Regions from separate parts of the Homo sapiens genome. Here region 2 is linked to region 1. Evidence: chromatin loops called from intact Hi-C (ENCODE). Cell type or tissue: CD4-positive, alpha-beta T cell. All regions are shown on one strand. Links, peaks and the distances in the headings refer to the core of each region. The heading gives the core; the rest is flanking DNA.

Region 1 (5,381 bases), core at 278-5,277:
GGATATTCCCCCAGTGGGCTCAAGTAGCACTCTGCTATGGCATCAGTTACACTGTATGTCCAGTCTTCTTTCATTCCCGTGACCAAGCCCATTGGAGCACACTTCTGTGTCTTTGGGGTCTAAGCATCTAACACAGAGCCTAGGACACAGGACATGCTAAGTACATGCTCACTGAATGGATGCCTGTAGGAGAAGGATTCTGACACTGCAGTGTTGCCCTGCAGGACAAACTCCAAGTGGCCCAGAAGGTCAGCCCACCTTGGACCCCACATTTTTGTCAGATGACGCGGGAGACTTTTTGTTTCTGGTATCCTCATCCCTGGGGGCTCAGCCAGGTGGGTTGGCACCTGGGGTGTCTGCCCAGCTGGCTAGCAGAATTTGTATCACCGTGTGCAGACCTCAGCAGTAAATCAGCAGGTGTGAGGAATTTACCCCAGAGAGTGATCCAGCAGTGGCATGAATGAGTAATTTACAAAGCCCATTAAGGCGGCACAGAATTACTTATTTATGGGAACTTTTTGACAGATCTGCGGCTTAATCATTTATCCCTGTGAACATTTAGCCAGGGTCATTGGTAAATAATTCACTTATTACACACTCTGGAGTGGTTTATGGTACTGTGACTTATGATCTCACATGAGTTCGCAGCCGGGGAATTGGAATGTGAAGGCCGGGGAGGGGAGGGGAAGTGGAGGCCTCTGGATGCAGGCCCCAGTAGAAAGGCCGTCTGCTCTAAGTCAGCTTGATGTTACAGCACAGGAGGATTTTAGTCCCCAGTCTAACCTTTGGGGAGACAGTGAGGGAAGGAAATAGGTATTAAGAGAATGGTCTGAAAATGCTAGGTCTTAGCTCCAGGCAGAGCGAGGACAGACTCCAGCTTCACTAGCTCTCCGGGGCCTAGTGGGGAAATCTGAATGCCCCAGCCTGACATTCAAGATCCTCCAGGAACTGTCCCCATTCCTTCCCAGTCTTATCACTCATTACTTATCTCAGCAGCGCCACGGGGGCTGATATCTCACATATCTCCCCCGCTCCCCAAGAATTTGCTCGTGGCACTCCTCCTGCCTGCCTGCCCTTCTCTTCTTTTGTCTAACTGCTACTTAATATTCAGCTTTCAGCTCAAAGCCCATCTCTGCATGAAGCCTTCTTACACTACTTCAGCTACGTTCACGACCTCCATGAAGTTCTTGAAAACTTGCAAAGTACCATGCACACATGAAGCACATTACACATGCCATTGATTAGCCGGCTCCCCTGGCTAGACTAGGTGCTCCTTCAGCACCAGGACTCAGACCCCAGTGAACATGGTCCCATGAAAGTTAGCCCAGAGCCTTTCCCACAGTGAGTTAAATGAACATGGGCTGTTGTTGATGATGGTGATAATAGGAGGATGCTCATGAAGATGGCTGTCAGGCTGACTTCCTCAGCATCACACCATGGCCTCTCTTCTCTGTCCCACATGTTCCCCAGGCCCCAAAGACAGTGGAAGCAGGTGATCACATCTCTAAGGTTCCTCAAGAGTCTAACTGATACCATAAGTGGAGAGAGGCACTTATGTTGGGATGGAGGAGGAGTGCATTTGGGCCTGCTCACCAGAGAGGAGTCAAGTTAAGGGGGAAAGGAAATCCAGGTGCAAGCACCAAGCCCCACCCTCTTATTGAAGATCCATCCCAAGCCACACCTGACTTGCCCATAACCTTCCAGGAAGACCCTACAGATTCCAAATGTGTTTCCCAGACCTCTAGTTTAAGGAGATTAGCTTGACTTCTTGAGGTTTAGTCCAGTTAAATAAGGTCTTCTACCTTTGTATCAATACCAATTGTTGCCCAGATGGTAGAAAGATTTAGCAAGATGGCTTCCTCTTCCCATTGGAGTTTTTAGATCTCCAATGGGAAGACACAGGAGATAATTTACTGTCTTGCCCACCAGGAAATCCTTCCTAAAGTCTAGTCTCAAGCAGTTTTGCTATAATGGTCAAGAAGAAGCATAGGATACTGAGCAACTTGTATTCCAGGAAGGGAAAGCCTGGGCTTGCCTGAGGTGAGTTGGGAGATGAGAAAAGATAGAAACAAGGTTGTTCCTAAGCACAGTGCTCTGTTCTTCCCTAGGTCTCAGGGAATTTGAAACAGGTTTCTAATCACTGCGTAGAGTGGTCAGAGCCATATGGTTTGTTACCTTATTCACACGTTTTTATGTGCTCCCATAACAACCTTGTCAAGTAGGTATTCTTGTGAGTTTCTATTACTGACTGAATTGTGTCCTCCCTAAATCTATATGTTGAAGCCCTAACCCCAGTGTGACTATTTGGACACAGAGCCTTTAAAGAGTTAATTAAGGTGAACTGAGCTCATAGGGGTAGAGCCTTAATCCTTACAGGACTGGTGTCCTTATAAGAAGAGAATAGACATCAGATCTCTCTCTCTCTCTCTCACTCTCTCTCTCCTTCTTTTGCCTTTCACGCGCACAAAGGAAAGGCCATGTGAGGACATAACAGGAAGGCAGCTGCCTGCAACCCAGGAAGAGAGGAACCAGAACCTAACATGCTGGTACCCTAATCTTGGACTTCCAGCCTTCAGAACCATAAGGCAATAAGTTTCTGTTGTTTAAGCCACCTGGCCTGTGGCGTTCTGTTACTGCAGCCTGAGCTGATGAGACAGCTTCCTTTTACAGGTGAGAAAATTAAGGCTCACGGCAGAGAAATGGCTTGTCCAAAGTCATCCAAATAGCAGGTGAAATAAGGACTGGATGCTAGCATGGATGGACCAGATCCTGCAGACTCCATCCCAGGATGGAACTCTGGAGTCTAGACCCTGCATCTGGCAGTCTCCCTGCTGGCTCTTCTGCTGTGCATTCCTGTTACAGCTTCTCTGTCAACTCTGCACTCCCACTCCAAACATCCTACACTTTGGGTTGCTTCTCCCCTTCTCTCCGCTCAGTGCTCATCAGGTTTTGTGGTTCTGTGGTGTGGTGCTGCCATCTGCTGGCAGGAGGCACCCGCTGCCCTAACTGCCAGGGCGGGATTTTCTTTCTATTTTATTTTATTTATTTATTTTTTGAGACAGAGCCTCCCTCTGTCGCCCAGGCTGGAGTGCAGTGGCACGATCTCGGCTCACTGCAACCTCCGCCTCCGGGTTCAAGCGATTCTCCAACCTCAGCCTCCTCAGTAGCTGGGAGTGCAGGTGCACGCCACCACACCCGGCTAATTTTTGTAATTTTAGTAGAGACGGGGTTTCACCATGTTGGCCAGGATGATCTTGAACTCCTGAGCTCAAAAGATAGCCCGACTCGGCCTCCCAAAGCGCTGGGGTTACAGGCGTGAGCCACAGCCTGGCCTGGGATTTTCTTTACCATGTCTCTCTCTTACTTCCACATACCGTCCACCTCTCCCTCCTAAATCCAATCCCTTTCACTCTCTCCTGTAGGCAGGTGGCTAATATGATAGGTTCCTGGAGGAAAAATAAAATAAAATAAAAGGAAGCAGGTACAGATAACTATCTTTGAGAAGAAAATGGATTACAAAAGGGAAAAGACGGTTGATTCCCAAGGGGTGAAGTCCCCACAGAGTGTCAAACCAGACCCTCCCAGGGTAGGTCAGAGAGCTGGGGGAGGTCTGAGGCAGTGGGCATGGTGCCCTTTGGCTTTGATCACAAACAGAAGCACTGAAGACCTCCCTGCCTGTCCTATGGAGGTGGCAGGAGCTCCTGGAAAGCCTGTAGGAAGAGGCTACTAGGAATAAAATTCTATCTATCTATCTATCTATCTATCTATCTATCTATCTATCTATCTATGAGAGAGCACTCTGTCATCCAGGTGGGAGTGTAGTGGCACAATCACAGCTCACTGCAGGCTTGACCTCCGAGCTCAGTCCCATGACACCTGGGACTACAGGTGTCATGCCTGGCTAATATAAAAAATATTTTTGTACAGACGGGGTTTTGCTATGTAACCCAGGCTGGTCTCGAATTCCTAGGCTAAGGTGATTCTCCTGCCTCAGCCTCCCAAAGTGCTGGGACTGTAGGCATGAGCTGTCATGCCCAGCCTACTATCCCTTTATTCCAGAGAATGAGGGTGATCTTGCTGACTGGTTTCTGTTACGTACTCTCCCATAGTGACATGTGCAGTAAATAATCCCACCTCATTTGACAGATGCGGAAACCGAGTATCAGTGTGGTTTATCAATCCACAGATTAGTGTGGATGAATGATATCATACTTTGGGGGTGTGGCTATTGAGCCGGGAATGTACTGCAAGGGCATCTGAAAGCTCTGACTCATCTCATGCCAGAGTGTGAAATATTAAAGTCAGTGCTTAGGAGAGATCTCACTTTCTTCTCTCCACGCAAACCCTAGCTTCAGTGTCTCTCTGTGAGGTCACCCAGAGTCTGGTTCATATGGCTAAGAGTCACATATTACAGGCACAGCCACAGCCAGCAGTTGGCATCTGCTCTCCTGTGTCAGCAAGGCTCAAGGCAGGAGAAGCAGATTGGTGAATGGGAGCCAGGAGAAGAGTGCAGAGAGGGGGAATGGCCAAGGGGACTGAGCATAAAGGAAGGGAAGGTCATACAGAAGGGAAAAATACACACATAAAATAGAAAGAACAGAGGACTTTGACTTTGGAGTTACCAAGCTGTGTGTCTTCAGGGAATTCTTCTTCATCTGTAAAGTGGGCATAATACAGTCGTGTCTGCCTCACACATCTATTTTGAAAATTAAGTGAGATAACATGAGTGAAACCACCAGCCCCAGTGTTCAACTCACAGTCAGCCTGAGTAAGCGTTTGTTGAATCTGAAACCATGAAAGGGAGCGGGCTGATTCATTGTCCCCTCATGTCCTGGGACTACTGACCTATATTAACATGAATATACTGGCAGCCAATCATCACATGCGCTACAACACCTCCTGAATGAAGGCTCTGACACAGTCCCAGCGTTCCAGAAGCCAGGAGGTGGTCTTGCTCCCTCCAGCTTTGCTCTTCACAGGCACGGCTTTGCCACATTCCTCTAAATGCATCAGCGTCACAGAAGCCATGTCCTGTATGCCAGAATGGAGCAGATTCCAATTAGGAGCCGCAGGGAGTCACATGCCTTCAAATGGAACGGGGTAATTTTGATAATTTTTTTTTTTTTAGATGGAGTTTAGCTATTGTCATCCAGGCTGGAGTGCAAAGACATGATCTTGGCTCACTGTAATCTTTGCCTCCCGGGTTCAAGAGATTCTCCTGTCTCAGCCTCCCTAGTAATTGGGATTACAGGTGCTCACCACCATACCCAGCTAATTTTTGTATTTTTAGTAGAGACAGGGTTTTGCCATGTTGGCCAGGCTGGTCTTGAACTCCTGACTTCAGGTGATCCACCTGCCTCGGCCTCCCAATATGCTGGGAT
Region 2 (5,381 bases), core at 244-5,243, 1.1 Mb before region 1:
CCTCTGCATCTTGGTTTCTCTGTCTGAACGTAGGTACAATTGTTCCTATTCCCAGAGTTGTGGCTGGGCCTAGAGAATACTTAGGACATGAGGATTCACCTCCTTCTCCACTTCCTGACATGATGTTGCCTATGCTTCCCCACCTCTCCCACCTTACCCTTCACCGTGTTCTTCCTTGTCCTCAGAAAATAAGCTTTAACCTCCTTCAGTCTGATAATGTGGGCCTGGGTCCAGAAGAGGGGCCAGTCTCTAATCTGTGTAATTGCGGAGTATGTTTTTGGAGTTTAACTTATTCATAGTTAGGGCTAAAATTGTTATCTGCTATTACAAACTCCTGCTGCATATATATATTTATAACATTTAGGCCATCTTCTACATATTATGTAGTAACTTAATTGTTTTCAGCTTATGCAACATGGTGAATCATTTCCTGAGTCACTTTGGTGGTTAGTCTCTTAGTTTTGCATGTTCAGATAATATTTTCATGTTTTACTGCTAAAATTGTGAATAGTCATTTATTTAAATGAGTTTATATATTTGTTTCCTACAGCAAATATCAGGAATTAGAATTGTTAGGTTATAATTGCCCTCTTTTTTCAATAATTTTTAATTCATGATAAGATGACTCACCTAAGGATTTCACTTAATTGTTTTTTTCCTTAATTTGAACATTAGAAATAGGACTATGTTTAGGGTGTGTGTGCCCTTGGGCAATCACCCTCTGTTTCCTGTGGCCCTGCTACATTGCTAACTTCAGTGGATACCATTTACTTTCTGTTTTGTGTATCCTTGAGGCCCCTTTCATGCTAGAATATTTTTATAGGTGACAGCAGTTTAAGCATCCACATTCTAAGCAGGCCCTTTTCAATAGAGAGGGACGAAGCCACCATTTTTGCTTTGGCAATTGCTGGTGTGTCAGTGAACACACACACACTCATAACATTTGTTACCACATCCTTTATACATCACCCCCTAAGTTACTCTCCAAATACCTTCCCCCAAGGGCATCCAGAGGGCAGGACTTCAGCTGGCTGCCTTGATTCATCCCATCCTACAGATTGCTGTCAACACAAGAGATGATCAGGATAATGTAACGATTGCACTTTGTAAGTATATAATTTTGTTCATTGTCACCAGTTACATGCTGGCCATCCTCAAGCATATAAGATAGTCTTGTAACTTGTGAATCTTCAGAAATCAGAGGAGTTTCTCCTCCTCTTCACTGCTGACAGTAGTCAAAAGGGACCCAGCCTAGAATAAGTAAAGGGAAAGGCAGAACCTGCCAAAGCACGTCGTGACAAGCATGTCATTGTGGACTGACTCTACCCAGCATTTTTTCAGTGGTTGTAATGCCACACATGGCTTTAAGGTATTAATAGGATTGGACACAAGCTTTTCTGTCTTCTACACTTATAAGACCAAGAATGGCTAAATATAAAAAATGTAACCTTTATCCTATCATTCTCTTTTCTAGCTGTATTATTTGTTACTTTATTAAGTAATGTTTAAAGTTATTTGTATTAATTATTTTTACCATTCTCAGGACCATACAAGCCAATTTCTACAAGACTAGCATTAGGATTGAGGTTTCTCATTTAATGGTGATTCATCTTTCCCACATACAGCCTGCCCCTTCATTCTGATGTTTCCATTTCAGCAAGAGACTGAAAGGGAAAGGAGGTCAATAGGAAGTTACTCAGGAAGAAGAATACCAGGAGGGAGTGATGGTGCTGAACACAAGGGAGCCATTTGAGGTGGAATCTTTGAAACTCAGACACTTTATGCTAATGTGGTAGAGGTTGCTTAGGGAAAGTCTTTAGCATCAATGTAAAAGACAATTTTAACTCAAAGAACGATCAAAAATTATTTCCCTGATGGTTTGCTAGAGTCAAAACATGCCTTACACATGTTTGATGCTGACTCTGACAGAGGGATCTGTGTCTCCAGTTACCATGTCAGGAGACTAGACAAACAGCTCATGGTAAAAAATAAAAGACAAATGAATAACCTCCCAAACACAACCTTGTAGGAAAAATAGTAAGAGTTTTCACCTTAAGGTAAAGTTTTGGACTTGGTCTGAAGTGTCCATAGAAGGCATTTAAATAAACATTTTTATTTAGAGATAGAAACAAAAACAAAAATTGAAAGGCATGGAATTTTAGTGGCGTGATGACAATTACAATGACAAAATTATGAAATGTGAAGCAGTCACACGCTTTCTAGCAGTATGCGAGAGAGACTGATTCATGGACTTTAAATTCATGTATTATTTTTACATTCTGGTATATTTTTGCACTTTATAGTCACATCTTTTTCTGGTGTATGTATCTTTACACTGCATTCCTGCACTTTATTTAAAGTGACAGTATTTGTGAATATGACTGAAGTTAAGAGTTGAATGTTGTCTTATGTTGGGTCCCCAAGAAACAGACTGTTAGATTTGCCTGCAAGAAGTTTATTAGAGGGTGCTCTTGGGAACACCTATAAAGGAGAGAGGGAAACTGGGTTGGGCGGAGGGAGAAGTTAAATTGCAGTGAGGGCTGCAGCCAATCCCCCTGGGAACCCTAGAGCTGGGATGGCCTCTAGTTATGCCTAAGTGAGGCAAGAAGGCTGTGACCTTGAACCTCCTCATAGACCCTAAATCCTTGGCTTCAGGCTTTCTCCATGGAAGGATGCAACCTTGGGGAAGGCAGTTCCCTTCAGCATAGGGCAGTCCTGGAACACAGACTCAGGTGTCAGCTGTAACACTTCTAGCAGCTGGGAAAATAGGCACTTTGGTTGTCTGGTTGAAGGGTCTAGGGTCCAGTTACTGAAAACAAATAGTTACTGAACTAAAAACCGATAGAATAGGTAGGGCAGAGATGAAAGAGCAGTGATTTATGGAAAGCTTAGAAGAATAACTTCGTCGTAGGAAACCATGTGTATATTCTTATGATTGTGTGATTCTGGGACTCAGGGTACATGTTTTGAGTGGCCATTTTTGTTTTGACTGGTACATAATTTAAAGAACTAAGCAGAGTGATCCTGTGTTTGTTTGTTTGGTTTTGCATTCAGCTATCCTGAGAGTAAAGGAGTGAAACTAGGAAAGAAACTTCTTAAGGGAGAACCAGATAGTGAAACTAAGCAGGGGAGCCTGTAGGTAAGGGGGTTGAACAAACAATCCAACACAGGGGCTTCTTTAAGCAAGTGACATGCTTTATGTCTACCTTCTGTGCTTCTATCCTGATCTACCTTGGTTTTTATCCTTTTGGTTATGGAGTTGAACTTCTTCATCTTGCCACCAGGAGGCAGTGTTTTTTAGTGCTTAGGAGGATGTGCTTTGGCTACACCAGATGAAGTTCAAATCTTATTTCTACCATTCACTAATTGTATGACCTTAGTCCATTCACAAACACCGCTAAGCCTCTATTTTCTCATCTATAAAATAAGAATAATGACGGTACTCACTTTGCAGGATTGTTAGGAATATTAAATTGAAATAATGCTTATAAGCACCTAGGTCAGAAGCTCACAGCTCGTCTCACTTGCCAGAAATGGTCTCTTTTTCCATCTCATACAAATGACAGTCCTTAACCAAGTTTTCTTAAGAAATTCGTCAGTGTTTTCTTTGAATAAAGTATGAAGGAGGGAAGTAAGATGTAATGGGTTTGGTGATGAACTAAGTTAAAATGTGAAAATGGAGATACCTGTGAACACAGCTGCTCTTAGTCATTGTTTCAGTCCATTTTGTGTTGCTTATAACAGAATACCTGAAACTGGGTAATTTATAAAGAAACAAAATGTATTTTTTACAGTTCTCGAGGCCGAGAAGTTCAAGGTTGAGGAGCCCATCTGGTGAGGGCCTTCTTGCTTGTGGGGACTCTGCAGAGTCCCCAGGCAGCAGAGAGCATCACATGGAGAGGCAGCTTAGTGAGCTAGCTCAGGTCTCTCTTCCTCTTCTTTTAAAGCCACAAGCCCCACCCCATCATAAGCTATTAGTCCATTAAGCCATTAATCCATTCATGAGAGCAGAACCCTCACGACTCATCACCTCTTAAAGACCCCACCTGTCAATATTACCACATCAGGGATTAAATTTCAACACGAGTTTTGAAGGAGACAAATATTTAAATCATGTCAGACATCAATACATAGAAAGAAAAAGCTGCAGTTACTTAGACACTGCAGTTTCATTGAAGCTGGTTCTTGGTGGAGGAACATCATTTGCCTCCATGGAGGCATATGTTTTGATATTGAATTGGGGAAAACCAGACTGAAGCTGTAAGTCATGCCCTTGGCATTATGAAGCAGCAAACATCGGGCCCAGCTGACTCATGCAGCTCCTGAATCCTGGCATTCCTTCCTCTCATGGTTCTAAGGCATGTTCTTTTATTGAAAAAACTTCTTGGCCACATGTTCAGGAAGATGTAGGATCCAAGTGTCAGAGACATAACTTCTGTGTCTCACATCTCACAGTCACATACCTCAAAGCCATTTTCCAGAGGCAGTTCAGTCACCCCCAGACCTCAAGCAGGCCTGATAACATCAAAAGCATCCTGTGCCTCATCTATGCCTCTTCCTCTTTTTCTGTCCACCCGATGTTCCACCTAGAGACTCAACTTATCACCAGTTATATTAAATCTTTCCACTATTTTGTAATTTCCCTTCATCTACTTTGTTAAATGAGAAACAGGAAAGAAGCAAGAATAAACTGAAAAATTTTTAATTATGCAAAAAAACTTAGGGATCAAAGGATCACTCTGGCAATGCAGAAATCTACCAAACTCTGCCACTTATCACTATTACATTTAAAAAAAGTAGACTTGGCTGGGCACGGTGGCTCACAACTAATTCCAGCACTTTGGGGGGCCAAGATAGGCGGATCACTTGAGGTCAGGAGCTCAAGACTAGCCTGGCCAACGTGGTGAAACCCCGTCTCTACTAAAAATACAAAAATTAGCTGGGCGTGGTGGTGGGCACTTGTAATCCAAGGTACTCCAGAGGCTGAAGCATGAGAATCGCTTGAACCCAGGAGGCAGAGGTTGCAGTGAGCCGAGATCACGCCACTGCACTCCAGCCCGGGTGACAGAGCAAGACTCCATCTCAAAAAAAAAAAAAAAAAGACTTTATCCAGAATAAAGAAAAAGCCTGGCATTGCTTTTTATAACACACAGATGGCATCATAGGTTATTAAGAATTTATTAATAATTGATTAATATAAATGGTGGGCTATAAATACCAGAATCGTCCTCCTGATCCCCCCATCCTTGTCTTCAGGTATACTTCCACAGTTCAGCACAAGTATGGTTCCTTCCACTGACACTTAAAGGTTAACTTAGTCTCAGCCATGGTGATCATTTTTTTTTTTTATCACAACCTCACCTGACTGCCATCATCCTTAC

The links. A loop is a pair of places that touch in the nucleus more often than their neighbours do. Peaks named below come from ENCODE experiments on the same cell type or tissue, not always from the same donor. Only the 100,000 strongest peaks of a DNase experiment are listed, where the experiment ranks them.
Region 2: it touches region 1 in a loop (18-fold over the local background); 27 of 110 quality-filtered maps call a loop at or near these places.

What each region holds. Positions count from the first base shown.
Region 1 is chr1:157,961,414-157,966,794 of GRCh38, reverse strand. No RefSeq gene overlaps it. Among named protein-coding and RNA genes, the nearest start is that of KIRREL1, 30 kb to the left of the region's middle. In CD4-positive, alpha-beta T cell, for the core only: a CTCF peak has its summit at 3,005 (motif pointing left); DNase peaks (open chromatin) are centred at 2,964 and 4,294; H3K27me3 peaks cover 782 bases.
Region 2 is chr1:159,087,294-159,092,674 of GRCh38, reverse strand. It overlaps a transcript of AIM2 not described here. Among named protein-coding and RNA genes, the nearest start is that of AIM2, 13 kb to the right of the region's middle. In CD4-positive, alpha-beta T cell, for the core only: CTCF peaks have their summits at 3,088 and 3,293 (motif pointing right); DNase peaks (open chromatin) are centred at 424, 964 and 3,284.